Linked DNA regions of Mus musculus: regions 1, 2, 3, 4, 5 and 6 are each linked to region 7. The links are chromatin loops, found by intact Hi-C in ENCODE. Cell type or tissue: left cerebral cortex. All regions are shown on one strand. Links, peaks and the distances in the headings refer to the core of each region. The heading gives the core; the rest is flanking DNA. Region 1 overlaps Lhx9 (LIM homeobox protein 9). Region 2 overlaps Dennd1b (DENN/MADD domain containing 1B). Region 3 holds the start of Lhx9 (LIM homeobox protein 9). Region 4 overlaps Dennd1b (DENN/MADD domain containing 1B). Region 5 holds the start of 2310009B15Rik (RIKEN cDNA 2310009B15 gene). Region 6 overlaps Ptprc (protein tyrosine phosphatase, receptor type, C). Region 7 holds the start of Dennd1b (DENN/MADD domain containing 1B).

The links. Peaks named below come from ENCODE experiments on the same cell type or tissue, not always from the same donor. Only the 100,000 strongest peaks of a DNase experiment are listed, where the experiment ranks them.
Region 1: it touches region 7 in a loop (2.4-fold over the local background); 10 of 42 quality-filtered maps call a loop at or near these places.
Region 2: it touches region 7 in a loop (1.9-fold over the local background); 8 of 42 quality-filtered maps call a loop at or near these places.
Region 3: a loop joins it to region 7, with 2.4 times the contacts of the local background. A loop is called at or near these places in 15 of 42 quality-filtered maps.
Region 4: a loop joins it to region 7, with 2.3 times the contacts of the local background. A loop is called at or near these places in 10 of 42 quality-filtered maps.
Region 5: it touches region 7 in a loop (6-fold over the local background); 14 of 42 quality-filtered maps call a loop at or near these places.
Region 6: a loop joins it to region 7, with 2.0 times the contacts of the local background. A loop is called at or near these places in 3 of 42 quality-filtered maps.

The regions. Positions count from the first base shown.
Region 1 is chr1:138,833,155-138,837,480 of GRCm38, forward strand. The region is part of intron 3 of Lhx9 (LIM homeobox protein 9); the gene reads right to left. Among named protein-coding and RNA genes, the nearest start is that of Lhx9, 7.1 kb to the right of the region's middle. In left cerebral cortex, for the core only: a CTCF peak has its summit at 2,373 (motif pointing right); a DNase peak (open chromatin) is centred at 2,407.
Region 2 is chr1:139,154,335-139,158,660 of GRCm38, forward strand. The region is part of intron 19 of Dennd1b (DENN/MADD domain containing 1B); the gene reads left to right. Among named protein-coding and RNA genes, the nearest start is that of Gm41960, 11 kb to the right of the region's middle. In left cerebral cortex, for the core only: a CTCF peak has its summit at 2,257 (motif pointing left); a DNase peak (open chromatin) is centred at 2,254.
Region 3 is chr1:138,838,608-138,842,933 of GRCm38, forward strand. Lhx9 (LIM homeobox protein 9) reads right to left here and starts at 3,837. Exons shown (of 5, transcript NM_001042577.1): 1 at 3,201-3,837; 2 at 1,266-1,468; 3 at 1-91. The coding sequence starts at 3,374. In left cerebral cortex, for the core only: no CTCF peak of the experiment used is centred there; DNase peaks (open chromatin) are centred at 2,120, 2,480, 2,796, 3,062 and 2 more places.
Region 4 is chr1:139,077,560-139,081,885 of GRCm38, forward strand. Dennd1b (DENN/MADD domain containing 1B) reads left to right here. Exons shown (of 22, transcript NM_001166501.1): 10 at 3,614-3,714. Among named protein-coding and RNA genes, the nearest start is that of Gm41960, 88 kb to the right of the region's middle. In left cerebral cortex, for the core only: a CTCF peak has its summit at 2,199 (motif pointing left); a DNase peak (open chromatin) is centred at 2,166.
Region 5 is chr1:138,856,029-138,860,354 of GRCm38, forward strand. 2310009B15Rik (RIKEN cDNA 2310009B15 gene) reads right to left here and starts at 826. Exons shown (of 3, transcript NM_001081226.1): 1 at 553-826. The coding sequence starts at 789. In left cerebral cortex, for the core only: a CTCF peak has its summit at 1,882 (motif pointing right); DNase peaks (open chromatin) are centred at 613 and 798; H3K4me3 peaks cover 660 bases; H3K27ac peaks cover 199 bases.
Region 6 is chr1:138,142,171-138,146,496 of GRCm38, forward strand. All of the region lies in intron 1 of Ptprc (protein tyrosine phosphatase, receptor type, C), which reads right to left. Among named protein-coding and RNA genes, the nearest start is that of Ptprc, 31 kb to the right of the region's middle. In left cerebral cortex, for the core only: no CTCF peak of the experiment used is centred there; a DNase peak (open chromatin) is centred at 2,447.
Region 7 is chr1:138,961,204-138,965,529 of GRCm38, forward strand. It overlaps Dennd1b (DENN/MADD domain containing 1B), which reads left to right and starts at 2,506. Exons shown (of 22, transcript NM_001166501.1): 1 at 2,506-2,682. The coding sequence starts at 2,666. In left cerebral cortex, for the core only: a CTCF peak has its summit at 2,038; DNase peaks (open chromatin) are centred at 1,288, 1,860, 2,106 and 3,082; H3K4me3 peaks cover 1,924 bases; H3K27ac peaks cover 1,664 bases.

The DNA of each region.
Region 1 (4,326 bases), core at 125-4,124, 130 kb before region 7:
AAAGGTGGGAAGTAAGAGGAAGAACAACATCAGAAGAGGAGGAGGAGAAACCCTTTTCTGATGGTTTATGTGTATCTTCACCCAGGTATCTTACAGCGCACACATATTGTATTCCAAATATAATAAAACAAAGAATGACCTAAGCCATTTTCCTGTCCTTATGGAGCTTTCTCAACCAGGAGAAAGAACATGCATGGTTGGAAAAAGGAGGAGACTTGAGAAAAATGACTTTTTTTAAAAATGTCTTAGAGAATCATAAGAGCGCTGTATTTGGAGTGTTAGCTATCACTGGTTAGCTTAGGCTATGCCAGGAAGAAAACACTTTTCCCTTGGAGTTAGTCTAATAAATATTTCTGAAGGAAAATGAGCCCAGGCTTCTCGTTCACTCCTGCCTGAAGCACTCCCCACAGCTCACTGCTGGGATGCTTGTGAGTCAGCTGTGAGCTGTGCCACTCACTGGCCTGACAGAGAGAGAGAGAGAGAGAGAGAGAGAGAGAGGGAGAGAGAGAGAGAGAGAGAGAGAGAGAGAGAGAGAGAGAGAGAGAGAGAGAGAGAACAGCATCTCAGCTCCTGGAAAATCCTCCTTGGCACCAGGGGCAAAATAAGTCAGACTTTCAACCCGGGGGAAAGTTGTTCTCATCCCCGGGATGTAAAAAGCTCCTCACAGTTACAGCCCTTGCACAGGCACATGAGGAGAAAACATTTAAACAATAGTTACTGACTTACCTTTGCAAATTCATGGCCTTTGGTTCTTTAAACCCTTATTTTAACTATTTATCTGATGTATTGTCATATCTGACAATCCTGTGCTTCGATGAATTACTGAAAATCAACCTGATTATGTCTTTATGGAGGAAAAGCTTAAATCTTGGAAAAAGTGAGACATCTCTCAGCATTACCCTTCTCCTGCTTTTTACAATGTTGCCTGCCTGCCAGGCTCTGGTTAAAATTTCTTTCAGACTTTTCTAGCCAATCAGTATTTCTATATACACATTCGTACCCAGAAAGCAGCATGTATATTGTGGTAAACAGCCAGGAAATTTTACTTTAACAGAAAAACTAGTTTAGTGAAAAATTATCCCAAATATAATAAAACAAATTATGACCTTTTGTGTGTCCTAAGACACAAAGGGGGGAGGGGCACATACAGAAAGGCAATTATACAAAAAAGCAGGTGTCCCTGAGTCCTCTGAGGGAGAAAGGACTGTGTCATACTCTCCTTTGGTTTCCCTAAGTGAAAAACAAGGCTGTGAACTCAACAAGTCTGAGCTGTTTGTTCGCCAAGAAATTACAAGCTCTTATTAATACAAAGTCAGATCAGGTGGAGATAGTGTCCAAGTCAGATGTATACTGTCAGACTCTGAGCTTAAGCTTCTTATAAGCCAGTCAGAATGGAAACAGTTCCCAGAGATAACAGAAAGGACATATTTTACATTTTACCCTATTTCATCCCAGTGGGGATATGTCAACTTCAAATAGTCTGCACAATTGCACTTTCAGATCCTCAGACGGATGAAACAGTATCTTGTGACTGTAAAAGTAGGTTATCTCCAGTAAACTGAGCCATATTTCACAGCCAGATTGCAAACATACCCTCAGCAAATGGCCAAAGAAGCACATTCCATTCATCGGAGGCCTCTTCAAATGAGATAGCAGGCCTAGCCTATGTGAGCAACTTTTCCTGAGCAACACATCAATAGTCACAGAGACATTAACCTGATGTTTAAATAATACACTTACTTATTCCCCCTCTCCCAGGATAACACTTCCTAAAAATGAATAATATCCCCAGCCTAGCTATCTCACTATTCATCACTAAAATGAATCTAAGGAGAAATAAAATAAGATTTGAGGACATCGCTTCTCTATGTACTCTCGGTTTGGATTTTCTCATTGCAAACTCGATATAGCAGTTGAGTGTATTAGAAAAATGTTATTGGGTTTGTTGCCACATACCAATTCAGTGTGTGACACAGGTATCAGGTCTTTCTTACAATATATGATTCTCATGTGGCTATGTTTGCCCTACATTATCCAACGGGATAGAGAAATCTATTTCTGACACAGTTTAAGTCATCATATCCCAAACTGCTTGTGTTTAATGGCAAAAGCTTTATGTAAATTTGCAAATGATTGTTTCCCCTGTGTCTAAGCTTTAGGAATACTTTCCCCCACTCCTGAATTATAAGAGCAAATAACTCTCTTTAAATCACTTCAAATATCCACCTGCAACTACACATTTGTTGTTACTGAAGTTAATGAGAGGAGCTAAACAGTTTACCTTCCTTTGCTAGGGAGATGGTCACCTATCTAAAAGGAGTTTCTGTTCTGAATGGTTCGGAACCTTCTGAGAATTAACTAATTCCTGGGAGACCACTAGGGGTCAGTACCAGGCTAATTTTACAAGAGGAATCTTGCACATTTAGAGGCAAGAACCTCGGGAGGGAGGTTTTGAGAAGTAGCAAAAATCCAGTTTCTAAGTTAATGGTCAGTTACCCACGGAGGACCTGTGTAGTCTAGGCTAATCTTTTCACCTTTGGAGGGCTTTGCTTCAATCCAACATCTCAGATAAATGATCTCTATGCCTCCTCCAAAAATATCAGCCTGATTAATATGTTCAAAGAGGTAGAAACTGAACTAGGAACATTCTCATAGAAAGGTACTTGCCCTGTGGCAAGCACTAACTGATGTCTGCCAAGTCTCCCAGCCTTTCTGATGGTCTTTGGCTCCTCATCATGTTTTATGTATGTGCTTTTTAAAACTCATTGTATGGATCCCATAAACGCTGTTCTTTACATTTCAACAGAAGTGGCCATCGAAAACCCAGACATGCTAAAACGAATGGTCTTAAAATGTGGGTGACTTGTATGTTCTATATTTTAACGTGTTCTAAACTTGCTGGCCCACCCCGCCCCCTCCATCTCCATTTGACTGTGACGCTGCATCATCTGAATGGTAAGCACTTTTTTTAATAAATGAAGGGGATTTAGGTTAGATTACTTTAAACCAATTCCTCCAAACTCTCTTCACCTGATCTTAAAGGAATGTGCACTATTTGTTCATGCCTCTGGGAGTCTCCAGGGAAGAGAATGCATATTGGGACGCTGTGGTGGGTTAAACAGCCTGGGCTCCTGAAACAGGACAAGTTACTCAAAGACTGAGCAGCCCTAAGGAGCAAACTAGGAATCCATGCCAGGCTTTTCTTTTTTTCCCTGCTCTATTCCTCTCCAGAAAACTAAAAACCAAGTAAAGCTAAACTCTGTTATTCTGAAAGTTTCTTGGGTCTAGCATAATGTAAGATCCATGGGAAAACCAAATTTAGCTAATTAGATTAAATGAAACAAGCAAACAGCCCAGCTCATTCCCAGTTTGACTAGAAATCCCCAACCCTCTGGATTGTGCAGGCACAGTTCTCTCTCTCTCTCTCTCTCTCTCTCTCTCTCTCTCTCTCTCTCTCTCTCTCTCTCTCTCTCCTAGTTGTTTAAAACCCTGTCTCCCTCCCTCCTCTTCCCCTCCGACTTTCTGTTCCTCCTTCTCTCCTCTCCTTTCTCAGTAGCACAGTCAGGTCTTAGTAAGTGGCTAGAAATTTAAATGTCATCTTCTATCAATAAAGAACAATTAGTGTCCTGCCTGTCTTGCCTTGAATGTCGTGCATCAAAGAATATGGAGTGTGCCCTGGGCAATTGGACCCTAGGCAAAGCTCTCTGCCTCAGCTTAGCAGGGGTCCCCCAGGCCAGGGTACAACCAGGCACAGCCACTAAGCCCTTGGCCAACCCCTGGGCTGAGCCCACTGCCCTGATAGGAACCTACCCTTAGCCTCTGTGTTGGCCCCTTTCCCTTGGTCCAGCAGCTGCCCAGATGTGAACTCACTAGAGACAGATGCAACCTCCTTGGGCTACATGTTTCTTTTCTCTGAGAAGCCCTCTCTTTGTGCCATCCCAAAATGAATTCTTTTAAAGTGGGAAGAGAATCCCACACAGCCTAGCTTAGGGACCACACCTGCTCAGGATCATCTGAGAACTAGGAAATCCGAGTGGGAATCTCAGTCCAGATGTTCACAATGTCTGGGACCTCAGGCGGATCACTTAAATAGGATATTGTTCTACTATCTTCCAGCTACAAGTCACATGCCACACCAGACACTGAAAACTGGAAGGTGATACTCACGGCCAGTTTGTCTCTTTTAGTAGCCCAAAGGTCCCTATGTGCTGAGTTCCCAAATGGGTTGGGGCCAGGGCATGGGAAATCAGAGCAGACAAGTTCCTTGGGCTTCCCCAAACCAATCCTGGGTCCCCTTTCCTTGCCCTCTGCGCTTGAATAAGAGCT
Region 2 (4,326 bases), core at 197-4,196, 190 kb after region 7:
ACACACACATATATATATATATATCCCACAGAGAATTGTAAACAAATCATTTCATAGCCACAGTAGGATGTGTGGGCATATCAACAAAATCTCACCATCCTATCATCTTCAATGAAAATGATAATCAGATAATTTATGTTTTATAGACTGTTTTATACACTACAAATGTGCATAATGTCTACCTACAAATGTAAGTAATTTAAGTGCAATTTAAAATACAAAACTTAGATATGATTATATGATGTAGCTTATAAGAAAAGCAAGAAACTCATATGAAATTGTGTATAATTTATGGTAACATATTAATGCCAAAATTTTATTTATAAGAGTTAGTGGACTCTGAAGTAAACTATAACTATAATAAATGGCAGCACTTCTTGTTGAGACATAGGAAGTGTAAAAAGTTGGTATAGTTGCCACTTGTAGAGATCCACCCCATAATCAGCATCCAAACGCTGACACCATTGCATACACTAGCAAGATTTTATCGAAAGGACCCAGATGTAGCTGTCTCTTGTGAGACTATGCCGGGGCCTAGCAAACACAGAAGTGGATGCTCATAGTCAGCTAATGGATGGATCACAGGGCTCCCAATGGAGGAGCTAGAGAAAGTACCCAAGGAGCTAAAGGGATCTGCAACCCTATAGGTGGAACAACATTATGAACTAACCAGTACCCCGGAGCTCTTGACTCTAGCTGCATATGTATCAAAAGATGGCCTAGTCGGCCATCACTGGAAAGAGAGGCCCATTGGACACGCAAACTTTATATGCCCCAGTACAGGGGAACGCCAGGGCCAAAAAGGGGGAGTGGGCGGGTAGGGGAGTGTGGGTGGATGGGTATGGGGGACTTTTGGTATAGCATTGGAAATGTAAATGAGGAAAATACCTAATAAAAAATGGAAAGAAAAAAAAAAAAGAATGTCACAAGTTCAAAGTCAGCCTAAGTTACCTAGCATGATTCTGAAGGGAGAAGCCACTTACTTCGTCACAAGAAAAAAGTAATTATAAGCAACAAATCAAGAAAAATAATTGTGTTGTCATGGGTTAGAGGAGAAATTTGGCAGGTAAATATTAAGACTACTTGGTTTTGTTAAATAAGTTTTACATAAGACATATAATTATTACTTTTATTGTTGGAAATTATAGCATTCCCACCAAGCCTTTCCACGTACCCGAACCTGTTTTCCCTCAGCTTTGTGGTGTCTGTCTTCACTAAGTGTCCATACATATCTACATGTTCTCCTGAGTACAGTCTCCTCAGCCTATACATTATTACTACATGTATGTTTTCAGGGCTGACCACTTGGTATCCATACCCAGCCAGTACTTTTCACTGGAGAAGCCTGTCTCTCCCCGTCAGCATTTGTAGTAGCCTGTTGTCATTGGTGTGTTCCTCCTGTCCACATCAGACATGTCTGTTGTTGTCCTTGCTCAGTTAGTTGTAGCTTCTGATATTATGAGGAGACACATCTATCTCGTAGTAAGCTCCCTGAACCTCATGCTCTGCCCTCTGCCCTACAATGTCCCTGAGCCTTAGGTGCTGGATATTATTATTATTTTAATATTATTCTGTAGATGTATTCCATTGGAACCTGACTCCACAGTGGATCTGTAGTGGTTTTCTGTAACATTTTTCATCTGTTGCAAAGAGAAGTTTCCTTGATGAGGGGCGAGGACTAGACGTATCTTTGGTATAAGGAGAGAGATTTAAGATGTAGAGTTTGTGCTGGTTTAGTGAGGTGATTGTAGCTCCTTCAAGATTGATGTCTTCACTGGCACTGGGGAGGTGGCCAAGTCCAGAACCAGGAATGGTTTCCTTCCTTCTGAGCAGGACTCATGAAGACAAATAACTCTAAGAACCAGTTTTGATTTTCTGTTTATTTTGGCTCAATATTGAAGGTACTATGAAGGTCAATTGCTAGTTGAAGTAATAGGGAAATGTTTTAAAACACTTTAAAGGATAAAACTTTTTGAAATACGTTAAGGGAACATGACCATAAGAAGTATTGCCTAAATAAAAGCACATTATAGCAACGCGGATTTTAGGGGCTCTTCATATTGGATTTAACATAATTTATTCTAATGGCAGTAACTTATACAGTTGATTTTCTGGTGAAATACAGTATTGATAATTAGAAAGAAGTCACCTTCTCCGATGGAACACTATTTCTTTCAAACATTTCGTATTTGGTTGTAGTTAAAATTGTTTCAAAAAGAAAGTGGGTTCTGGATTGCAAGCATGCCCTCTAGTGGACATTCTGTGGAACTTTCCTTAGAAGTCAATTTGTAGTGCCAGGCGCAGAAGGAAGCATTCAAGCCACCCTTCAGAAACTGGGCTTTAACTTCAATTTAACTTTGCAGAACAATGCTTAGTATATTACAAAGCATAATGGAAAATGGTCATATTTGTGTAAATATGTCATATATAATTTTTAAAAATTTTAAAGTTTAACACTTTAATGTTAGAATTTTACTCTTTAAATTCATTTTCCATAAATAACTATTATAAAAATCTTGAAACAAAGACAAAATATACTCATTTTTTCCATTTAGTAAATCTGGTTAATGAATATTTCCATTTTAGACTTTATATAGAAACATGGAAACAGATTTTTCCCTCTGTTTTCTGTCCTTTAACTTTTTATGGTTTTTTTTCCCCCCTTCCTATTCAGTCTTTCAGAGTTCTGATCAAATTAACAACAATTCTCTATTCCAAAAATACCCAATTTCTGTATAAAAATACCCAATTTCTGTATACAAGTTCTTATTTTCTCTCAAGAATCTTAGGATAAGGAAATGATGCTTTCTCCTGTCTGGCTTGGCTTGGTTTGGTTTGGTTTGGTTTTGCTTTGCATTTACCCCCTGTGTGGCTCTGCTTTGAAGTTTGTCAGAGATCAGTTGCTGGTATTGGTGGTGGGAAAAGCCATTAGTGCACAGTAGCTAGTCCCACTATAAATTCAGGATCTTTGCCATTTCTCAAAGGATCACTTATTTATTCTTCTTCACTGAGGTATTTAATACTTAATCATATTGTTTTTGTGTTGACTAATAATTTCTTACACTGAAAAGCTGTAAAACCACTGGTCAAATTTGTGTTTTCAAATGTTAAAGACCTAAGGGGTAGTGGGATTTAAATCACAGTTGGTGTCACCCAGCAAATGAACAGCCCTTAAAACCTGGCTTCCCAATGTCCAGCTTGAAGCCATGTTTGTTGCAAGTGCCCATGTGGGTAAGTGTGCATCCTCTGAGTTGAGACGTCTTATGCCAGTTGTTGTGTCTTAGAGACAGCCTCCTGGGTATTGCCATTGCCAGCTGCTCATAGTCTCTGGACAACAAGCAAGAGTGGACCCTAAAGTACTGTTTCTGGGATGAGTATTTTGCCAAACCAGGGATCACTTCTGATTTCCTGCATTCTATTTGTCAACTGAATGATTTTTTTTTAAAGTTTAAAAAAGAAAGAAAGAAAGAAAGAAAGAAAGAAAGAAAGAAAGAAAACTAGAATAGATTAAAAGCAAATTGAAATGAGCATCTGTTACGGCACTGGTGCTTTGATTTGGACAGAGTGGATGTATCATCAAGGAGAGTCCCGTTTAACTATCTGACCATCAGGGTAAGCTACTTCCTGGCTTTGGAGACCATGTGTCTCCTCGGAACCTCAAGAAGTGTTAGTCCCGCTAATTTAGCTTTGAAGATAACTTGCTTCCTTTTAAGTTCTTAAGCACCATGATTTACAAATACAGGAAGACATCTATATTCATTCTCTGCCCATCAGCCTTGTCATTTAATAGGAAGGAACAGAAATATCTGCGTTTTTATAATATGATGAACACAGACCAGAATAGCAGCTCTGCCCTGTGGATGGTTTGGGAACATAAACATCACTCCTAAACCACAGCCTCCGGGGCTGTAAGGTGATGGTAAAGTGCCCGCCTCCGCGGAGGCCTCTTCCACATGGTGCTTCCAGAGCTCTCTACAGTCAGTTTCACAGTGAGGTAATAGTTGCCCATTTTATTTACAGTAACAATCCACTATACATGGGGGTGGGGAGGTGGAGAGAAAGAGAGAGGGGAGACCGAGGGAGGGAGGGAGGGAGGGAGGGAAGGAGAGGAGAGGAGAGGAGAGGAGAGGAGAGGAGAGGGGGAGGGGGAGGGGGAGGGGGAGGGGGAGGGGAGAGGAGAGGAGAGGAGAGGAGAGAGGAGAGGAGTAGTTCTGGGGAGCCAGAGAGTCTCCTCTATGGAAACAGAATGCACTGCACGCGCTGCTGCTGGCAAGGCTCTGCTTTTGGGTGCTCTGCACCCTACTTTCTTGTTAATGTTCTTCATTT
Region 3 (4,326 bases), core at 85-4,084, 120 kb before region 7:
CAGATGGTAGACAGAGTCTCGGGCGCGCATGACCATCTCAGAGGCGGAAATGCCAAGGTGGCAGCGGGCACATCTCTGCACAGAGAACCTTCTGGAAGCAAACAGGAGAATCAGGGAGCCAGTTGGTACAAAGAGGACCCAACTCCCATTCGCAGTACCAGGGCTTAGTCTACAGGGGCCAAAGACTAGCTAGGGAGTTCTGGCTGAGGACCTCTTTGGATATCAGCTTTACTTGCTCGGTGACCTCCTCTGGTCCTAGTGAATCCGTATATTAAAGTGCGAAGAACCAGGAACTAAGCTTCAGTGTATTTTTTTTTTTAAGCAAACAAACGAACTGGCCAATTCACGGCGCTATTGAAAGAATATTAAATTGTAATGCCAAATGAAAAAGGCTGATCTTAATGATGACAAAATAGTGCCACTCTTTCATGTATTGAGTGTGCCTGGCATCCCAGAAAAAGAACGGTAATTCCACAAAGAAAAAGCTATCCCTTTATCTCCTGCTTCTGCTTAGACAGGAGCTAGATAATGTCCACAGACGCAAACATTTCCCAACCTGCTGGGATTTTTGTTTTGTCGGGTTTGTTCGATTGTTTTGTTGTTGATGATGTTTGTTTCTTCTTTATTGTTTGTTTCCTTTTGTTTTCCTTTGCTCTGCTTTTTTGTTTACTTGGTTGGTTGTTTGGTTGATGGGTTGGTTGGTTTTTTGTTGTTGTTGTTTTGTTTTGTTTTGTTGTTTTGTTTCCTTCAATCTGGTTCTGACTAGCCATTTCTGGAACAGTGGCCTCTGTGACTTTTTCATAGGCATTTACAGGACCATTGTCACCCACCTGGCTGCTGCTTTCTGGGCCAAAAGTGGGGGAGCTGGCCAATTCATATTGAGGGGGACCACAAAACACAACAACAACAACAACAAAATATTGTCTCCTTCACCTGATACCTGTCCATTTCCTCTTCTCCCTGATTTTTCCGGAGGATGCTGTGAAGAGCTGAGAACCCTGATAAAACTCATTACACCCTGGGATCCTTCTCGCCCATCCTCACCAATGGAGTATACACAGTTTTAAGGCAATTTCCCTCATTTACGAAAAACAACACACACACACACACACACACACACACACACACCTGTACTCTGACCGAGCCAAAAAAAAAAAAGGGACAGAGAAGGGACTCCGGATTCTCGCAGTGGCTCTATCGCAGTGGTTCTATCTGGTGAATTGGGTCAGAGGAGTGTGTGAAGGGGCTGGGGGTGGGGGCAGTACCTGTAATAATCCTCCTTGCAGTAAATGCTACCGTCCTTGGCAAAGCAGGTGAGCTCAGATTCCAGAGCCAGCTTACATTCACAGCACTTCAGGCACCTAAGATGCCACTGTTTGTCTACGGCCAGCAGATAGTACCTGTCGGAGATCTTGCCCCCGCAGCCGGCGCACAGAGCAGGCTTCTCCGGGCTGAGAGGGGGCATACCCTGTGAAACAAGCACAAGGCAAGGCTGAGGGTGGGTTCGGGGCGTTGCCGCACAACCCGGGACGTCCTGGCAGAACGGCAACCCCAGCGCAAAACAGCACACCATTACAAGGGCCACAGAAACATTTGCAACTTCCCCCCATTTTCAACATTCTGTTCCCCTTCCTAGCATCCTGATCCTCCTAGCCTTGTGACCCTAAAAAAAAATCTCAACATCTTGAGCTTGCTGAGAGCCTACAGGATGTTTTGATGGGCGGTCCAGAAGGAGAATAACTAAGGCTAAAAATGTGTAACTTTCAAATAATACACAAAATAAAATAACAAACTGTTATTGAGAACTAGAATTCTGAAGTACGTGAATCTTTTATACACAGACAATACTATAATTCCTTTTTTTTTAATTTATATAGGCAGAATAATTTGGCCGTCGTTGTGATTCGGACATACCTAACAGCTCTTGCTGTTAAGGCCGTCGCCCTAGCCCTATCCTTGGTGAGAAAGTGAAGTGCCTGTCCTGAAAGAAGAGCCCCATCCATTCTTTTCCGTACACTCGCTCTTTTCTCTAGCCAGCACAAACAGCACAGATAATTATCTTGAATTTTTGATTCCCAAACTAAGACCTAGTTCCCAAATGAGGCTAGCTAAGGCGGTAAAACTTATTCTGAGAAACACAGTTGGGATGTGGTTGCCGCTTTTAAAATAAAGTAGCCATTACAAGTAAAAAGTTCACCGCTGGACCCTTTCCTCAGACTAGCAGAAACAGTCCGGGCTTCCCTTATTACATTCTGGTGGGCATGGGAAGGATAAATTTCGTCCTTTACTCAGATATTGGATTCTCACTGAATTAATTATACAAATAGCGACAGTGGACTATTATCCCAAAACCTCGCTGTTCTTGTCTAGAGCCCTCTCGGGTCAGTTTGAGCTACAGTCCTTGCTGTTATACAGAGGGTCTACAAAGCACTCTTTGCCCGGAATCATCTCCGCAGACTTCTGTAGTTTTTTCCCCCTTTGGTGCGTGGAAGGGGGACATGTTTAGGTTACTAGTATTTTCACGAAGACATAATAACTGCTGTTACGAATAGGAACCGCAATAGTAGATTCCATCTCTTGAGGTTGTAGCGCTCATGTTCTTGCTTTTAGACTAGGGACCCGCTCCTTCGCATTTTATTTGATTTGATTTCCCACTATCCAATACACTGGTCCCATAAGGAAGAGAAACGCAATTTTTGTGACGACCAGAGCAGCTGAACTGTCCTGCAGAGCCCCTAACAATCTCTGGTTTCGGGTGCTGAGCTCCGAAGAATGGGAAAAGGACCAGAACGTTGAGGTCTACTCTGAAGGTCTTGTCTTCTATCCCAGGGCAAGGACGCCAGGCCGGTAAGTAGTCCCCCTATTAACTGCACCAAGGCTTGCCCTGGGGGCGGGCGGATCCGGCCTGGCGGCCAGGTCGCGGGAGACTGGAGTTTGTGGTTGGCAGGGAGCACGCCCGCTCCTTCCAAGGCCCGCTGCCCTGTCGGCTCGGGATCAGCTGCTATACAAAGACTGGAGAGCTCAGGACTACAACATCTTAGACACCTCGATTCGGAAAGGGAACCTTGCCTAGCAAGCACGCCTCTCGTGAAAACCTTGCGAACATCCCTAGGCAAAAGTCCCCGGGACCCGCCATCCCCAACCTGGGCGGACCGGGAGACTCGCTGTTTCCCGGGCGCCGCGCCCGGACTGGTCCTTACCGCGTCGCGGCCGTTGAGCTGAGTGCCTTTGGTCAGACGGGCCTCAGTCTTGGATCTGCGCTCCATCTCCTCCATGATACCTTGGATGTGGCCTCCGGAGATTCCGTGGAAGAGCATGGCTGGGGGGCGGAAAGGACACGAATTGTTTTCGGCTCGGCACCCCACTATTTCCATAAACACACGCCTGGGGCTCTCAGTTCATTCGAGTGAAGAAGCAAAAGCGACCGCACAGGGCTGCGCGATGCAGAAGCGTAGAGACGCGTTGGGGAACAGGGACAAGAGAGGAAAGAAGAAAACGACAGAGTAGAAATAGCTCTACTTGAGAGGGAAAAGACCGAGGCAAAAGAACGACGGGGAAGGGGGCGGGGGGGGGGGATATCCAGGGTTTTCCAGAAGGAGATGTGCAGAAAACAAACAAACGCGGACGGAGGGAAAAGCAGGCGATTCTAACTGCAGCGAGAGATCGAGTTACTAATGGAAAACAACTGCCGAGGGGGGTTGAAGTGGGGGGGAGGAAAACAAAATCTAAGGAAGAAAGAAAAATAGTTTTGAACACAAAGAAAGAGAACGAAGTGCTAGATTCAGCGGTCCCCGGCTGCCTGCAAGTTCCCAGTGCCTGTAGGTTGCGTTGGGGACTGCTCCAGCCGGAGCTGTGTCCAATTTGTTAAGAGACTAAAGCCAGCCCATTTTTGATAATTTAGTAGGAGGAGTCCTCTCCCTGGAGCTGCCACGGATTTTTATTCAGACAACAAAGACCTGTCATACCTCCTCTCAACCCCCTGGTGATGGGCAAGCAGGGACAAACATTACAAAGGGGTGGGGGACTGGGGGAAAGGCAGAAGGAGGGGGTCTTTACCCCCTCCCCACATGCGCGCCTGCACACACACACACACACACACACACACACACACCCTCAAGCATACATCTTTCCAAGAGTTCCCAACAGTCATGTTTTCAAAGCGGTAAAGGAGCCCTTATTGTCCGCATCCTGGATTTGATCCTAGTTTATCCGACCCCAGCCAGGAGTGCACAGAAGATCAGTTCCAAACCTTAAGTTTCCTTCTCATCTACAGACTTTTTTAAATCCCCGTTTTACAAGACTGTCACCAGAAATGTATAAAAACCC
Region 4 (4,326 bases), core at 88-4,087, 120 kb after region 7:
AGTGAAATGTAGACTCTGCCGTACCCTGCAGTTGATCCACTTCCTGCCAGATCTCGTTTCCTCCCATCTTCGGCATGCTCTGTCCAATCCAAACAGCCTCCCCATTGCTCTGTGGAGAGACAGCATATGTTCCATGGCAAGGATTTTGACTGCCATGCTTCATTTGCAGAGAGTGGTCTCCCCAGGTTCACAAGACTGTTTTCTTATTTCACTTGGCCCCATTCAGTCACATCAGAGTTATCCCAAAGTCCTCTGTCTACACAGCGTCTCTGTTATTCTGCACTTCCTCTCCTTTAGACTTCTTCCTGGCATTTATAACTGAGAGGTTGATGATCCTTTGTCTGAAATGTGCAGTACCAGAGTGTTTTGACTTTTGGAATATTTGAAGATACGTTATAAAATATTTGAGTAGAACATCTGCGTCCCAACAGAATTCATTCAGCTTTCATATGCTCCTTGGTACTTTTAAACAGTAATTTTAGTACACATGCATTTTGACTGGAAACTGCTATGTGAGGTCAGGTGTGAAGTTTTCCACTTAGTGTTGTGTTGGCATTTAACAAATGAAAGAATTTGGAGTCTTTTGGGGTTTGGAGATTTGAGATAAGGATGCTTAACTTGCAAAGTATGATAACCTTGTGGTTAGCTTTCCACTAGATATGTAAGCTTCATGAAAACTGGGTCTCTGTATGTTCAACGTTGTGTCTTTGTCTTGTGGGATAGCATATAGAAGGCAATATTTTTTTGTTGCTATAAGCAAAGAAATGTTATGATTTTTTCTGATTTCATAACTAATAGAAGGCTTTAAAACATTTAGACTTAATCTTTGGAAATATATTTTTGGTAGACTATATACACAATGAGCCATCTGGTTCAGATAGGAATCTTTCACTGAGAATATGAAATGACTTCATGTCATCTAAGAACAAAGAGTGTTTGACCTGTGACAAAGAGTGTTTATACCCCATCCACAGAAAACTTTTTATGTTGATCATCAGGCACTCAGACCAGCTGATGTGAGCAGGTCAGGTACCGCAGGCACTGAGACCAGCTGGTGTGAGCAGTCAGGTACCACAGGCCATGTAGCTTGCCAGCCTCTAAGCTCTACGTCTGGTAGTCTGAGTGCTAGATTTCATACAGCCTACATGTGTGTGTTTAGTTTCTTAGTGTCATTTATTTTCTTATAATTGTGACTTTATTTACATGTAACTTTGCTGTCTTTTCTTTAACTTCATGCTATAATAATTGCTCAATTTTAAAAATTTTACAGCTCTGTGCACTGTTGGTTGAATAGTGCATATTGGATCTTTGGTCTGTCTTCATAAGTATGTTCTTGAATGTCGTACTTGAGAAGAATTTTTAATTATTATTGCTCTCATTGGGAAAGTATAATTCCTTATAGCCCTACCTACATAACTCTGAAGTTTATATATAGTGGATAAATAAACTCCATTGTTTATATATTCATTCAAGTGATGCAGTGGGGTTTCTTAAGACAGACATGAGCTAAAAAGAGATTGTCTTGTATTCTTACCTCTTCCTCTTCTCTCTTCTTTTGTCTGGAAAGTTTCCAAGGGCTGTATGGCAGTTCTCCTCCGGCAGGCTTGATTAGCAAGGGTATCGCTTGCCAAATGCTGGACAGTGCCGGGATCTGTGACGCAGCATTTATGGTCTTAGAAGCCATCTTCTAAGAAGCCAATCCCGCCCACCACACAATGCCATTGCTAGCTGGTGAAGGTTGCATGGCATGCTTGGGGAGCCCTGGTTTGTGGGTAGGGTTGCTGCAGGGGTCCGTTGGTTGTTGGACGTATGCACTCATTATGGCAGCGCCTCCTCTTTAGATAAGCATTTCCTTTGCTTCACGGTTCTTTTCTCAATAACAAAACTTTCCTTTTTAAAATTTAACTGAGATATTATAAAAGTAATTTGTTTCCACATTAACAAAGTATATTATGCTTTTCAACAGGACGTAAACTCTCTTAACTTAGAAAGACTTAAAATGCACTGTTCCCAGCCAGCGTCTGAAAGCTCGGGAGAACTGGCAATGTGGAGCTAAGCCTTGTTCTCACTCAGTCACTAATCTGCTGTAGCCCAGCCTTGTTCTCAGTCTCCAATCTGCTTTATGATCTACTCAGATCCTTGGTCTGTCCTTATTAAATACAAGTATTCGAATGCCTCCTAGTGGCATAGTGTTGGCTGTAATTAAGGAATTAAAAATAATGTTTATTGAAAGAGTGCTCTGAGAAACTGACAAAGCAACTGACACTGCAAGGCACGGGAGTGCTTCTGGCTTGGTATCAGAGTCTGAGTCAGACTGCGCTATTTGTCACATAACATTAATAAAACATCTCACTGGAAAATACATAATATACATGCAAAAGGTGATTGAAAATTGTAATGTTTTTATTTTAGATCACATTATCATAATTGATTTTTATTGAATAAAACTAATTTACACTTACATGTAGAACAGTGGTGCTGTTAATGAGATTTTGATTGCTTTGTGTCCATGTATTGTTTTAAATGTACTTATTGTGTATATATTTTGACTTCTTTTAAAATGACGGAGCTATTTTCTTATGTAAAGGATATGGTTCATTTTCATATAGTTTTAGAAAATTCTTCCTTTCAAGTTAACTAAATGGACTTCTTTGGGAACCTTAACACGGAGACTACCGGAAAATACTGACACAGTGAAAAAGAACACTGGATTAATTACGCCTTTAATCACCAAGAATATACTTTATAACTGTAATCATTTTAAAAATAAAAGCCTCATAGAAAATAATGTGAATGAAGATTAGTTAGGGAGAAAAAAAATGGTATCCCTTTGTTAAGCATTAAAATTCTTTTAATTAACTGCTTGCCAAAACACAACAATTAAAATGGCAATTACCTCTAAAGTAGCAACAGTAATTGCAGCTGCTGTGATATAAAGCTAGGAAACAAAATGTTAATCTGGAATGAGCAGTTTCAATATGAAATTATGATATACTTGGCTTCCTGCAGTACAGCTGTCAAGCTTGGGCAGCTCACTGGTCAATAGTGACATTCTGTGTGTCAGTGAGCAGCGTCTCTTGATACCCTAACCCAGAGTTCACACATTACTGAAGCTCCAACTGTCGAGCGCTCCAGTCCCCTGGTGTTAGCGCCGCTTCCAGACTCTCCTGACTGGCTCATGGCTCATTCCTTGGCAGTTTGCCCTAATGATATCCCTCAGGGGCTCTCAGCCTCTCTTCTTCCCATATTTAATCGTGTTGTATTAATCTGAGTGATGCGCAAACTGTGCTGCACAAATTGTCATTTCCTACAATATTTTCTAAGAGACTCACTGATTTTTTTCAGTTCAGATTTTATTTATGGTCTAAAGTTTGACGCTAACCATGTTTTCAAGTTGAATCTGCATGTGATTCCCAAGGAGACTCTTTTGCCGTGTGTTTTCAGAGGGGCCTCTGAGACACGGACTTTACATGTAGAGTTGGTGAGAACAGTGTGAGCTGTGTCACTGTGTAAATCGTTCTATGATGATCACTCATCCATGATACCTGGAACATGCCTTTGTGTTTAGAGGGTCAGCAGCTCCTCATTACTGTTCCCCTTCTGTGAATTTTAGTTAACTGCCTGTCTCCATGGATCGGCTGCGCTACTCTACCCGATGTACTGGCAACACATATATATCCCCGTGCTTCCTCCACACCTGCTGGACTACTGCTGGTAAGCTGGCCTTTGCCAGAGTTCACCATTGGGAAAAAAACCGTTAGATTTGGTCAGTATAGATTAAAGAAACCACAGAAACTTGATTTAATGAGTACTTTAGTATGTATCAGAGCATTTTCCCCCAAAGGTAAAAATTTAGATTTGGCAAGCATAGTTCTTTAAATTTTGCAAATTTCTTCAATAGTTATGTAGAAAAAAAAAAAACGATGTGTAACTAAGAAATATAATTTTATATTGTGGCACAAAGATTTCACAAGGGTTCTAATCTACCCATAATCCCATTTGCTCTATCGGGGTTAGCTTTCATACCTTTACCAGTGGCAGCCTTGTCCTTCACATCTTTCTTTAGAAGCACCCTAAAAACAGAGTATAGTCAAAGAGCTGGCTTCTAAGACAAGGATTTTCCGAGTCTGGTATAAGGCAAAGTTTCAGCCTAAAGCAACCATGAAAACAGTGTGTAAAGTATGAGAGTAACTGTGAGAACTGGCCGGCTTTAGAAACGGCTCCCAGTGCGCTCAGTAATCTTGATTTCAGTTAGGCCAGTTGACACTAGAACAATGTCCAATGGCCTCCTTGTTCTCTCAGACTGGAATATAGCAAGGCTTGTAT
Region 5 (4,326 bases), core at 71-4,070, 110 kb before region 7:
AAGAAAAGGTGATTTAAGAATGCCTAAGGAAAAATGCAAACTTGCCTGATTATAATTTCTTTCGCTCACTTGGACTGGAGGCAAAGGATGAGAGGACACGGGGCAAAAATGTAAAGCGTCTGTCTTATGTTTGCATTACTAAAGTCACTGGATGGCAGGCTGCTCGAGTTATCACGCACAGGCAACATGTCTGTACTACATACGTTCCCTGTAAGAGCTCAGTCCTACCCTCAGTTCCTCAGCACCCATTTCCCCCACACAACACACTCACACGCTGGAGGGCGCGCACACACACAAACCGAGACAAGCCTTTAGCTGGGACGCAGATCAAAAACCGAGCCTCGCGAGCCTCCCATCTCAGGGCAGACACCTCTCTGTCCGGAACGCAAAAGTGCGACCGGGTTTCTCGCAGGACCCTCTGAGCGGACGCCCCAGGCCGACCCGCCCCAGGCCGGAGGTCCAACACCTCCCGGCCGGGCCGCCTCGGGGTCGGGTGGCCGGGCGCGCGCAGGCGCAGAGGCCGCGCGCGGGGCAGGCTGGAGCGGGCCTCACCGCGCAGGCGGCCCGGTGCAGCTCGACGATGTGCCTCTCCGCTGCAGTTAACTCTCGGCTCGCTGGATGCCTTGGTTCTCCTTCGGGCGTTCCCCACGAGTCGGCCGCGGAGCCGCCGCGGGCTCCTTCGGAAGTCGAACCGAGGGTTGAGTTGAGCTGCTGTCGGAAACCTTCGGCCCGAGGCGGTGGCCTCCCAAGCGATACCCTCGCCAGCGTCCAGATCCCCTGGGCGGCCATGGCGCCGGCGCGGTGGGAGGCGGGGCCGGAGGTGGGGCGTGGGCAGGGGAGGCGGGGTCGGTCTAGGGGCGGGGCGAAGAGGGGAGGCGGAGCACTGTTCAGTGTAGACTGGGCTGCCTCTCAGTCTTCAGCTCCCTCCATCTGGGTCCTCTGCAAAGAAAATTATGCATATGAAGACTGGAAGAAGGTGCCTTCTTTACTCTTAAAGTCGCTACTATTTTTTTCTCAGATAAAGGACGAGCATTTTCATTTCCTATCAAGCTAGATCGTATTCTGCATAATCATACTTGTTTAAAAAAATAATAAGAAGGAAAGCACCTTCAGCCCATATAGAAAAGGCTGCGTATTTGCTGGTCATGTGTGACAGGAATGAAGCTGGAATCACAAGCTTGGTGATATGGTTCATTGGCTCACTCTAGAATGAAAATCAAGGAAAAGTCTCACACAAAGAGTGTAGTGAAGTTTTCACAAAACCAAACCTAAAATCCTGTCTGAGAAAGTGACACCCATACTCCTACAAAATTTAGGGAAATTAGCACGATCCCAAGAAACAATTTTATGTGTTCATTAAATTAACAGCACCCCCAGCCTTGGATGCCATAGCCTGAATTTCAAGAGTAGGCAGTGTTATTGAGTAGTTAGTGCTCTTTGGTGTAAAGAGCTATTGGCAGGAGTGAATCCTTAGCAAGAGTGGGTTAGTTGGACAGGAGAAAGTTGTCAAAGCCACCAAAGACAATTCAATTCCTTTTTACACTGATTTACCCTGCAACTCCGAAACCACAATTTGATGGTTTTGGGTTGTTGTTTTTTTTTTTTTTTTAAAGATTTATTTATTATTTTATGTAAGTACACTGTAGCTGTCTTCAGACACACCAGAAGAGGGAGTCAGATCTTGTTACGGATGGTTGTGAGCCACCATGTGGTTGCTGGGATTTGAACTCTGGACCTTCGGAAGAGCAGTCGGGTGCTCTTACCCACTGAGCCATCTCACCAGCCCTGTTTTTTTTTTTTTTAAGATTTATGTATTTATTTATTTTATGTATGTGAGTACACTGTTGTTCTCTTCAGACACACCACAAGAGGGCACTGGGTTCCATTTTAGATGGTTGTGAGCCACCACGTGGTTGCTGGGAATTGAACTCAGCACCTCTAGAAGTGCTCTTAACCACTAAGCCATCTGTCCAGCCCCCGATTTGATGTCCTTAATCACAGATGGAAACAACTCTATTGGTATATTGTAAAACTCAGTGAATTAATAAATTTGAATCCTGTGTTTAAATGTTCCTTTACATTGGAGTAGTATATTTGCCATTTGAAGACTACCTGATGTTCTGAGGGACTTTAAGGAAATCTGGAAAGATGGGACCAAAGTTAAATTCACCCAACATGATTATCATTAAACTTGAGAATTTAAGCATAGGTCATGTTCCTGTTCGCCCCCAACCAACACCACAAAATTAGATTTATGGGCTTCAGAGGTGGAGACATGAGGATTATGTTTGTGGCCAGCCTGAGCTACCTACTGAGTTCCAGCTATAGCCCAGTCTAAGAAAAAGAATCATCCTGGTTAGTCTATGCCTCTGGGCACACAGGCTGATCTTTGTATTAGTCACATGATACCACTGCTTGCATTCTTACAGATGCACCTTTAAAATGTAATCAAAGTTGAAATGAGATGAGAGAATAACTCACTACTAACAACACAAAGCATTCTAAATATCTATTTTCAGGTTTAATCTGATCATCAGCATCCAGTTTTCTTTCCCGTGTCTCTTGCTTTGAAAGGCCCCCATTGGCCTTGAATTTTAGCTCATCTTTGTGTGCATTCTTTCTTTTTCGGAGACTCCTCCATTCACATTAGCCAAAGCTGTATGAAAGTGAGAGCACCAAGTCCAAGCTCAGAAGGTAGATGTAGAGCTTGAATGAGAACAATCACTGTAGACTCATTGTTTAAACACTTGATCCACAGTTGGTGGAACTATTTGGGAAGGATTAGGAGATGTTGGAGGAAGTGTGCCCCTAAAGGTGGGCTTTCAGGTTCAGGAAGCACACACCATTCCCATTTAGCTCTCTCTTTGTCTCTGCCCCTATGCTTATGAATTAGATGTAAATTAGATGCTCCAGCATCATGCCTGCCTGCCTGCCTCCTGCCTTACTCTGCACCATAATGTTTATAGATGATAACACTCTAAAATTGTGAGCTGCCACAGACCCTCTGGATCCCTTTGTCTGCATGGAATGGGTCTCTGGGGCAAGTGGGCAAAGCATCGGAGGGAATGACAGACAGATGTACACAGGAGAGGTTGTGTAGAATCTGAATGTAATGTGTCAAATTGAGCATCAAACTTTTTATACAGAAGAAAATAGGGAAGTTGGGTGACACACCAGCAAGGTACAAATAGGTTACTGGATTCTTACACAAAACAGAGGAATACAAACACAGAAGGTCTAACAGGGATAGAATTCATTGTTAACAACTGGGATCAAAAAAAGCTCCACCTAAAGTTCACTTAATCTTAGAAGCCAGGGTCAAGGGCTTCGTGCCCTTGCCATAGTTCCTATTTTAGTCTATTGTATAGTCCACCTTCCCCCTAGGCCATTGTAAATACGTGTGAATGGGTGTAACTCAGCTATCTATAGTTCTAAGTATCTACTCTGGTTCTTCCTTAGGTCTCAAACTTCCTTCTTCCTAGATGATGGTAAATTCCTGTGTAGGGCAGTGACTTAGCTTTGTTCAAAGTGATAGTGTAATACCAGAGGCAATTCTGAATGTCACTGAATAGCAACATTCTTACTGAATTCCAAGCCCATGGTCAGCTCAAGGACTTTCTAGGACGTTGGAACACTGGTGAAGACTAAGCTATGTCAGAATTCAATCTTAAAAGGCACTTATAATAAGATAATACTAAAAAAGAGCACGTGGATCCATACACCAGACTAACGCGGGAATGGAATATTAATGTATGGGTTAGAAAGAAGACCAGACTCCAGGAGGTGAGTTTCCCTGAAACTCTCCACCTCGTGAATGGCTTCCAGGCCTCTCGGCCTGTCAAGCTGACTCTACGGGAGTGCGTGGCAGTGAGCCACAAAATTAAACACATTCATTAGTAAGTTGCCTTGGTCATGGTGTATTGTCATGGTTCTAGAAAAGTAAGTGAAGTTTTCATTTTATTATGAAGCTATTATAGTTGGATTTTCAAGTAATATGATATTGGGCAGGTTTTCTAACTCTTCTCCAAAATTTGGGTGTATATATTGGCTTAAACATGTTTATAATATTTAATGGTGGGTTCTGTGGATTTGCATTCCCCCTAGAATTCATAGGTATGTTAGGACTCTGGGTTGTAAGATTACCCACACATATATACATGTGCCCAAACACACACACACAAGCATACATATAAATACATACATACATCATACAATTTAGTCTGCTTAGAATAAAAGAACTCTGTTTATTTAATCATGAAGGATAAGTGAGATTAGCATTTGATGAGTTGACCAGAGCATGACTCTCTCCAGTTTTTCTGTCAGTGT
Region 6 (4,326 bases), core at 74-4,073, 820 kb before region 7:
GCTGAGGCATTTTCAAATGCCAAAGGACACTTAATGTTTATGTTGATGGTATCATAAGAGAGCTGCAGGAAAACTTCAGAAGCATGCCTCCTTCAGGCATCCTGGTACCCAGGACCAACCTTCCCCATCAATGTCAGTGTAGACTCGTCTGAGAGAATGAAACAGCATAGCAACTGCTTGTCCTTCAGAGTCATCTGGAGGGTAACCTAGGCATAATTGCTCACTCTCTGTCTATTTCGATTCATGTCTTTGTTCACCACAGCATCCACATGTGAATCCCAAATCCCACCCACAGCCGTGGTCTGAGGTGTCACTAAAGGAAGAGTGGTGTTCTTGTCACTGGGCACTTCTGACACCCTGTTTCCAGCCTCCTCCACTTGCTCTTTCAAATGAAATCAGCAGTTTACACAGAAATTCCCCCACCTGGGGAAGCAGTTTGGCAGTAGACTTAATAAAGCTGTTCATTAAGAAAGAGGACCTTTACCTTCCTTTAGAAATAATAAAATCTATGGGGGGGACGACACATCCTTTGACCACAGGGGTGGAATGTTCCTGAGCTGAAGCACAAGAGAGGCTGAGTGAGGAGGATGGAGAGGATGAGTCGGCCTGTGCTCCATAGCAAAAGCCTGTCTCAAAAATGAAAGGAAAGGTGAGGGAAATGAGGAGGAAGGAAGAAAGCAGGAAGAGAAAAGAAGGAGTGGGGGAAAAAGCTGGGATTCTGTTCAAATTAAATTTTTGGCAGTGCTATTTCATGTAACTCACTGATATGGAAAGACATCTTGTGTGTGGTATATGACAATAGAGATCAAGTTCTTAGCACAGTCCACCCTTTCAGGACATAAAATAACCGATTCAGGTGAGAATTTTTAGGGAGATTCTTATGAAGAACTCATGGACTTTTTTCTTTTCCTCAACATGTTGTCTCATGATAATCCTAACTAGATGTTTCCAAGTAAGAAGGGAATCTAGTTAGATTCTTCTTGTTAATGATATTTGATGAGTACTGTGTGCTTTTTGAAGAATAAAAGCTTTACGTTAGCCGTGAAGTAAAGGCAGTTTACAAGGTAAAGCTGTGGGTTACTATTTCATAAGGTGTCAGAGACTGAGAAATGCTTTAGAAATATCAAGGATGACTCTGAAATATTATATTCAATCTTTAATCACTGACATTTGGGCTTCTAATTCCAGACATATTTTAGTTATAACAAATGAAATTCATGTTATTTGGCTACTGATGACTTTTTAATTAAGTAACTCCAGTCTTGAAAATGTAGTCTAGCAATTTAGCTTATAAGATAAGATACATTTTGTGAGTTAAAGATAGAAGCTTTGATGTAGCCACTTGGAGAACACACGTAATCATATCAGCATTAACTGCCATTTACTGTTTATAAATGATGTACATTGAACTCATCTATCCTGATTACTTAAATTGCTATAATACATTTATCACTTTAATTATTAATTAATCCTGGTTATTTCTATAAAAATTATTTGAAGCCATATTTTATCTGTGTATTTTTTAATAAAGTGCTTCATACAACTGGGACTAAAAATCAGGGTACCCTTATATTTTGCCCTTAGAGCACGAATTGTGTACAATAGCCACTGTTTGAAGATGCCTACATAGCAAATAGCCATATTTTAATAAACTGGAATGTTTTTTCTACTGAGTCCACTAACTGCAAAGACTGGTGACACATTCACGCACATAGAAGATGAAATGGCAGAATTAAGTAAGTGAGCAACAGGACTGTGTGGAACCTCCAACAACAAAAGTGATGGCAGTTAGTGATGAGAATCTGAAAAGATGTAGTTAGTGTCTATTGATTTGCTGGGTGCTAACCTGTGGGCGTAATCTGCTGAAGTGTAAGTGTATTAAACTCACATGAATATGCTGTCCTTTCCCATAACATTTTGCCACTCTCTGCAAGTTCTATTACTAAATTACAAATGTTTAGCCCTCCTCCTATCCCCCCTGCCCAGTCTATTGTTTTTTCCAGGTTACTGTTTCTATAATAGATATTCTATGAGACTATAGACTGTTTAGATTACAGTGAGCTGGGACACTTAAGCTTTAGTCCAGACTGTCTCTTAACACTGCTTGGACTAGATCCTAACAGCATGTTTTCCTTTATATCTGAGCACTGGGTAGCTGAAGAAAGCCTATCTTGCCATCATGTGGTGACCATCAGAGATAGATTCCATAGAGAACCAGCCACCACTCAGCCCCTCCAGGATGACAGTGATTGTCAAGGCCAGGAAGACAAACCGAAAGCAGGATGCAACCACTTACAGAAAGGTGTCACAAACATCTGCTGGAAAGTTGTTTTGTAAAAAATTGTGTACTCATTAATACTCGTGAGTGCACACCGTAATGCACATTCAACTACTGTCATTGCCTGGTGTGGGAGGTGGATGATTCATTGTGCTCAGGCAAACACACACCAAGAGTCATTGTATAGTGTGGGTGTGGACCACTCACTGTATTCGTGGAGCAGTAGAGCAGAAAGTGTGTGTGTACGAGTTTCAGGGTGGTTGTGAACATACAGCAATATGTTAGTAATATGAACTTATGCAATCCTAAGAAGCACATTAGTGTTGATAACAAAGTGATCCTGAAATTTATTTACAATTACCATCCATGTTCAAGGAATAACTTAAACATCCAGTGGCATAAGTTAGACTTGGACTTATGTTGGTATGTTTTACATTCTTAGGACCCACGTCCTCTAATCCCACACTATCTGAAGGGCATCACCTACACTACTGCTTTATTTGTTTACTATACCAACATAAATTCAAGAATATTCCAAACATCTACTAGGAACTCAAAGGTTCAAGGTTATGGAAAGCAAGGTCATTCAGTTAAAAAAAAAAAAAAAAAGCATGGGATTCAAACAGAAACCCTAAGTTAGTTTGCAGTGTTGTACCACTGATGGTTATTTCTAACAAATGTGCATTTTGATAAACATTGCTATCAGCAGAAACTGAGCAGACAGAGTGTGGGGAATCTACACCCTCTGGAGCGTTTCTATAATCTAACGTTATTTCCAAATTACAGGTTGACATTTTCTGGTTTTTTTTTGATGTGTGTTTGTTAACACTTTGAAGAAATCTCAACAACAATTTCTTTTCCACCCTTTGAACTAACTTCTTTGCAATTGGGAATTTCCCTAGAACGTTAAGGTCATGCTTGTACCCATGGCCCATCATTATATTAACCATAAACATGGTGGGGGCTGAGATTGCAGAAGACAGCATGTCACATACCAGCAATTAAGGAATGAGAAAATCTCTGGACAAAAGCACAATGATGCAGCCTCTTCTATCCTCCACACTCAAGACTGCTTTATAAAATCCCCCATTCACTACTTTGAGTTTATCTTTGGTGGTATTAGAAACTCTGCCATCCTCTTTATGGCTAGTCAATGCTGATTACTTGACTATGGAGATGGGATAGAGGCTCTCTGCTGGGTCCTGAACTGAGGAAGTGGCTTGAGGCCAAAGAGGCTTTGTCGGGTTTTAGAAAAGAAAATGAAATTCTGGTGACAAAAGGCCTCCAGGCACAGCTGAAAAGTCTGCCTGGCAGCAGTGGGCTGCCGGGAAGTAGATGAACATCTGGGGTTTGTGGAAAGGGGAAGTCAGGAGTATAAGGTTAGATGTGAGGCTGTGGATCAAGAGGTCATGAGATGGTTTAGTGTTATGAAAAAGTTTCTGCTACAATTAGCAGGTGAAATAAAAAGAACTTATAGATTAAACTCTAAGGAATTTATTATCTCACAAATCTGGGTTAATTTCATCCTAACCCATAACATTCAACCTAAGATTCCATCTTTATGTTTGTTCTGACATCTATAGGGTAATGGTCTAGCCACTAACTTGATCTTAAAATGACTGTCACATTCTCAAAGAATATTCACAGAGAAGGGCCATCTGTCTAGTCTGGGGATTTGTCTGTTTTCAAGATGAAGGAACAGTTTTCCCAAGATGTTTTAGTATCTCATTAGTCTGAGCAATAGCACCTCTAAAAAAAAATAACACACTCATCAGAATTGATCCTGTCTAATCAGAACCTAAGGTCGGGTTTCAAGAAAATACTAAGACCCCATCAAGAATTTCACAATAGAGAAAGACACAAGTTGTTAGCCTTCATAACTGGAGGTTTGCTTAGCAAGAAAAAGAAAGCTGTGGAGTATGGCAACCCCAGAGACGACTGTCAAAATGCAGGTAGCCAAGTCAGAGTTGCAGCAATGAAAGTAGACATGGGCATGTTCAAAGAAAAAAATAATAGCACTTTACACCTTAAAACAGCCTTAGGGATAA
Region 7 (4,326 bases), core at 64-4,063:
TTGAAGAAAAAGCTCAAACATAATGGTTTAGAAAGTTTCTATGTAAAAAGATCAAAAGAGCTACACTACTACTAGGAAACCACTATTAAAACAAAACAAAACAAGACCCGAAACCAACCAACCAAAAAAATGACAGAAGTGTAGGTTGAAATAGGTAGGCCTATGGACATGTTAGTGTATCTTAATTCACCTTCTCTCCCACTATTAAATTGTGTCAAAGCTGAAACCAACTTAGTAATAGACATCACCACATTCATCATCAAGGTCATATTCTTAGATTACTACAGTCATGAGCTGAAGAATATATTTTACTTTTTTTCTCCTCTTCTTGTGCTGGGGATCAAACCAGAACCTTGTAGGTGGTGGGCAACTACTCTGCCACTAATCTATAGTCCTGTTATGTGCTCCTTGCCAATACTATTATAGTATCTGGTTCTTGAATTACTATGGTTCTAAAAATGTTATTGTCAAGTAGGAAATATTACTGCTGAAATATGATCTTGGGAAAATGTGACAACCAATTTGATTATTTGCCTTCTATAAACTTCTCTATTAGTAATGTTGTTTTCTATGAAGCGAAAATTACCAAAATTATATCACTGGTTTCAATAAACATAGGTTTACTTCAATAAACATGACAGGTTTATTCCAACTTCTATCTGCACTAATTTTCGATAAACTATGTATATAAATCATACCTGCCTGTGTTTATTTATTAAGATCAATAATATCTAACTCTTTATTGTAGTTGGCCTCAAATGTGATTGATACAGAGTAAATATATGGGACATTTTGTCTTCATACTTAGTATAGCTTGAATAAGTAACAATCTTAACTTTATAGAGTAACTGTCATTTTATATAATTCCAACAACGGACATTGAAAACATTTGTTACTATTTTCTCACCCCAAACTAAGAATTCATGGCACAGTCACCCTAGACAGGATTGTTTACTTTGGAGAAGAATTAATTATAATGAAAGAAGAAACTCTCACATTTCAGGAACTCTTGGGGCAGAAGTCGTTTTTAGTTACAGAATTTATTTCAAGTCTTTCTAGTAAGCTAACTTGTTAGTTAGGCAGCAAAAATCTTTATATGGGAAAACCATATAAACATGGTATAGTTGGCCTAATTGTGAAACTGAAATTCACTGATTTCTCCAAATATCTCACAAGAAGCATTGCAATTTTAAACTTGAACAGCACAGTCCTCATGTGACAGGCGAATCATAATTCCCATTTTACAAATGTAGGAAGCGAGAAACTGAAGTTAATATCCCACGCCAAGACAAGCTGTGACAAAAACAGTATGCTCTGACATTTTGTTTTGTTTTTCAACCACATTGGGAGCTCATTTTTTTTTTTTTTTTTTTAAAGTAAGAGGTTTGTGGCTGTGGACTATATCTTTCTATCTTGATGGAGCAACACCGTTTTTTTTTTTTTTTTTTTTTTTTTTTAGCAGGAAAGTATAAGATCAAATCTAGTCTTTATTTTCCAAGGCTCCGTGTCTGACTTTTATGTGTCGTGACTCATACCACATTCATACCATGTTGGTTTCCTCATTCTCGTACTTTCTGTGTGGATGGATACAGTCTGAAGTAACCCTTACTGCATGACAGTCACTCTAGCCTTGTCAAGGGGGAATGCTAGCTGGGAGAAAGCCTTCTCCAGTCCCTAAGGAGTCTGTGTGACTCTCCAGCCCTGGACAATGTTTTCAACGTCTACCATAAATCTTTCTAAATGTCTTCTTAGTAGATCCTGCATCTGAGACAGCAGCAGACGAGGCAGTAAGAAGCCACAGTAAGAATCAGCAGCAGCTGAGCTTGGTTAGATTCCAACTTTGCCACTGCCTACTGCTTCCTTATCTCAGATCCAGTCTCTTGCTCTGGATTAAGGTACCTACCTATAGCTCAGGTGTTGAAAACACCAAGCCAGTGTTTGTCACTGCTTACAGAAACACATCAGGTTCCACCTCCTCCATCCTTCGTGGTGCCCTCTCAGCTCCCCTAGAACGACACTCTAGGGGGCCTGCTACTGTGTGTTCAAAAGTTAAGTCCCTGGCTGTGCGTCCGGTGTCTGCGGCAGGAATGTGTTTCCCATATGTGCCGGCAACTGGAGCCTGTCCTTGAGCAGTTTGGCAGAGCTGGTTAGCAGGTGCATGAAGTCTGAACATTCCTGAATCAGGAGGGGGCGGCTCTGGGTTTCCGAGAGAGCACTACCGGGGCCACGGGCAGGAGTGAGGCGGAAGTCAGAGCATCCACTCGAGCTCCCAATTTGCAATGAATGGGAGTCGTGATGTGGGAACCCCGGGGCAGAAGTGCTTTCCCAGGCCGGGGATCGCAGGAGCCGGTGCCCAGGACAGCAGGAGGGCAGGTCCTGCCCGGAGCCCGCGCGGCCAGGTGCAGCCGCCGGGCGCGTCCCCGTGCGCCCCCTCCCCCTCCCGCCGACTTCCTGGTTCGCGGAAGGTGGCGAAGCCGCCGCCGGCCGGGTCGCGGGAACCGAGAGGCGGGGGCAGGGGCAGGGGCGGGGGCGGCGTCGCCGCGGTGCTGTCCCCGCGAGGCCGCGGAGGGCGCCGTGGGCCAGCCGCCGCTCGGAGCAGCGCGTCCCGGACGGCGTGCGGGCGTGCGGGCGCGGGGCGACGGCAGCCCCGCAGCGACATGTGACCATGGACCGCAGGACCAGGTGAGCGGCGGCGGGGCCAGGCCTCCGCGGCCCCGGGTGCGGCCTGCCCGGTACGGCCCGCTGCGCGGAGGTCGGCGCTAGGCCGCAAAGCCTGCCCGGCCGGCGACCGGTCTTCCCCGGGCCGGGTCGGCCGTGCGCCGCGGCGGGCGGGCGGGCGGGCGGACGGGCGGGCGGCTCTGCGAGCGGTGGTTAGGGAACCGCTCCCCCGGCGTTAGGATCGCCGTGGTTCCCTTTAGGGTGATTTTTCAGGGTGGCCAGGGTTGCTTTCTGATGCTTTCCCTTCGTTTAAAATGAAAGCGGTGTTTGTTTGTGCAGCCGCTGAGTGTGTGTGCTGCTTGCAGAGTGGTATATGCACTAAGGTGGCTCTTCACCATTGGCCATTTTACTTGTAGGGAGTAGGTAAAAAGCAATTTGAATAACGGTGGCGGCTCTGCTTGGAGGTGTCTTAGAGATGGGTATTTGCAGCTTTTTCTCTGGAAACTTTACTTTGGGAAGAAATCTCGTCTTCTTTGACCGCCCCCTCCTCTTCCGTTCTACCTCACTGTGTGTTAGAGCCACAGTGAAAGGCCCTGTAGATTGCAGAGAAGTATTACCGAGTCAGGATTTATTTACCTAAGACAAATTCTAAATATCTTATGAAGATAGAAATGTTACACATTTTAGAATATTTCCTTTAATATTTGACACCATAGAGGACAGGGTGATTAAAAAAAAACACACAACTTACTCTTTGGACAATTTATTGTACTATGAGGGAATTAAAAAAAAAGATAGCTGGAGCCCGGTTTATGCTCATGAAACAAGTTAATAGCGGGTGGGATGAGGAAGTGGAGAAGTGGATATTTATAAATTAATTTGTATGGGTTGTCTTTCCCTCCAGTTCTAAAGAATGTCATGTTATATATATATATATATATATATATATATATATATATATATATATATATATATATTTAAAATCAATGTTTGTTTAGAAGTGAGAGATAGCATTAATATCTTAAAGAAATTATGTATTAAACAAGCCAATGTACAAAGGCACTAGTCTTAACAGGGTAATTGAAATATACACCATCACTTTTGTGCATTGTGATGTCTTTTCCTTTAACAGTCCCCTGCCTCTCCCTCCCATTATGGTCAAACCCAAGGCTTCAAGCACTCTAGGGCAGATACTGTGCACTGGTGAGCTACATCCCCAGACTTAATCTTATACCTTCTGATGGAAAGAAACTCTACAATACCAAATTTTTGTTTGCTTTGAGTATCTCACTATATTTCAGTCTGCCTTTTGAAATGTACCAAATAAATGGGCTAAGCATGTAGTATAAGAAATTAGGAAGAAAAAAAAAAAAAAAAAACAAACCCAAACTAGTACTTGTGAAGGAACTGAAACAAACTTTCTGTTCTGTGTGTGTGTGTGTGTGTGTGTGTGGGGGGGGGGATTTAATGAGGAGGCCAATGTCCAAATTCCTTAAAAATAGTTGATATTAAGAAAATAATTTTTGTTAGGTTTTGTTACCTTGGAGTGTGTGAACAGCTCTCTACTTTGAGCATGTTCAAGTACAATAAAGATTTCAGGAAAGCCTGTGTACAATATCCTATCTATGGAGAGCGTGTCTGTGAGTCTGGAATCAGGTTTTTATCCTC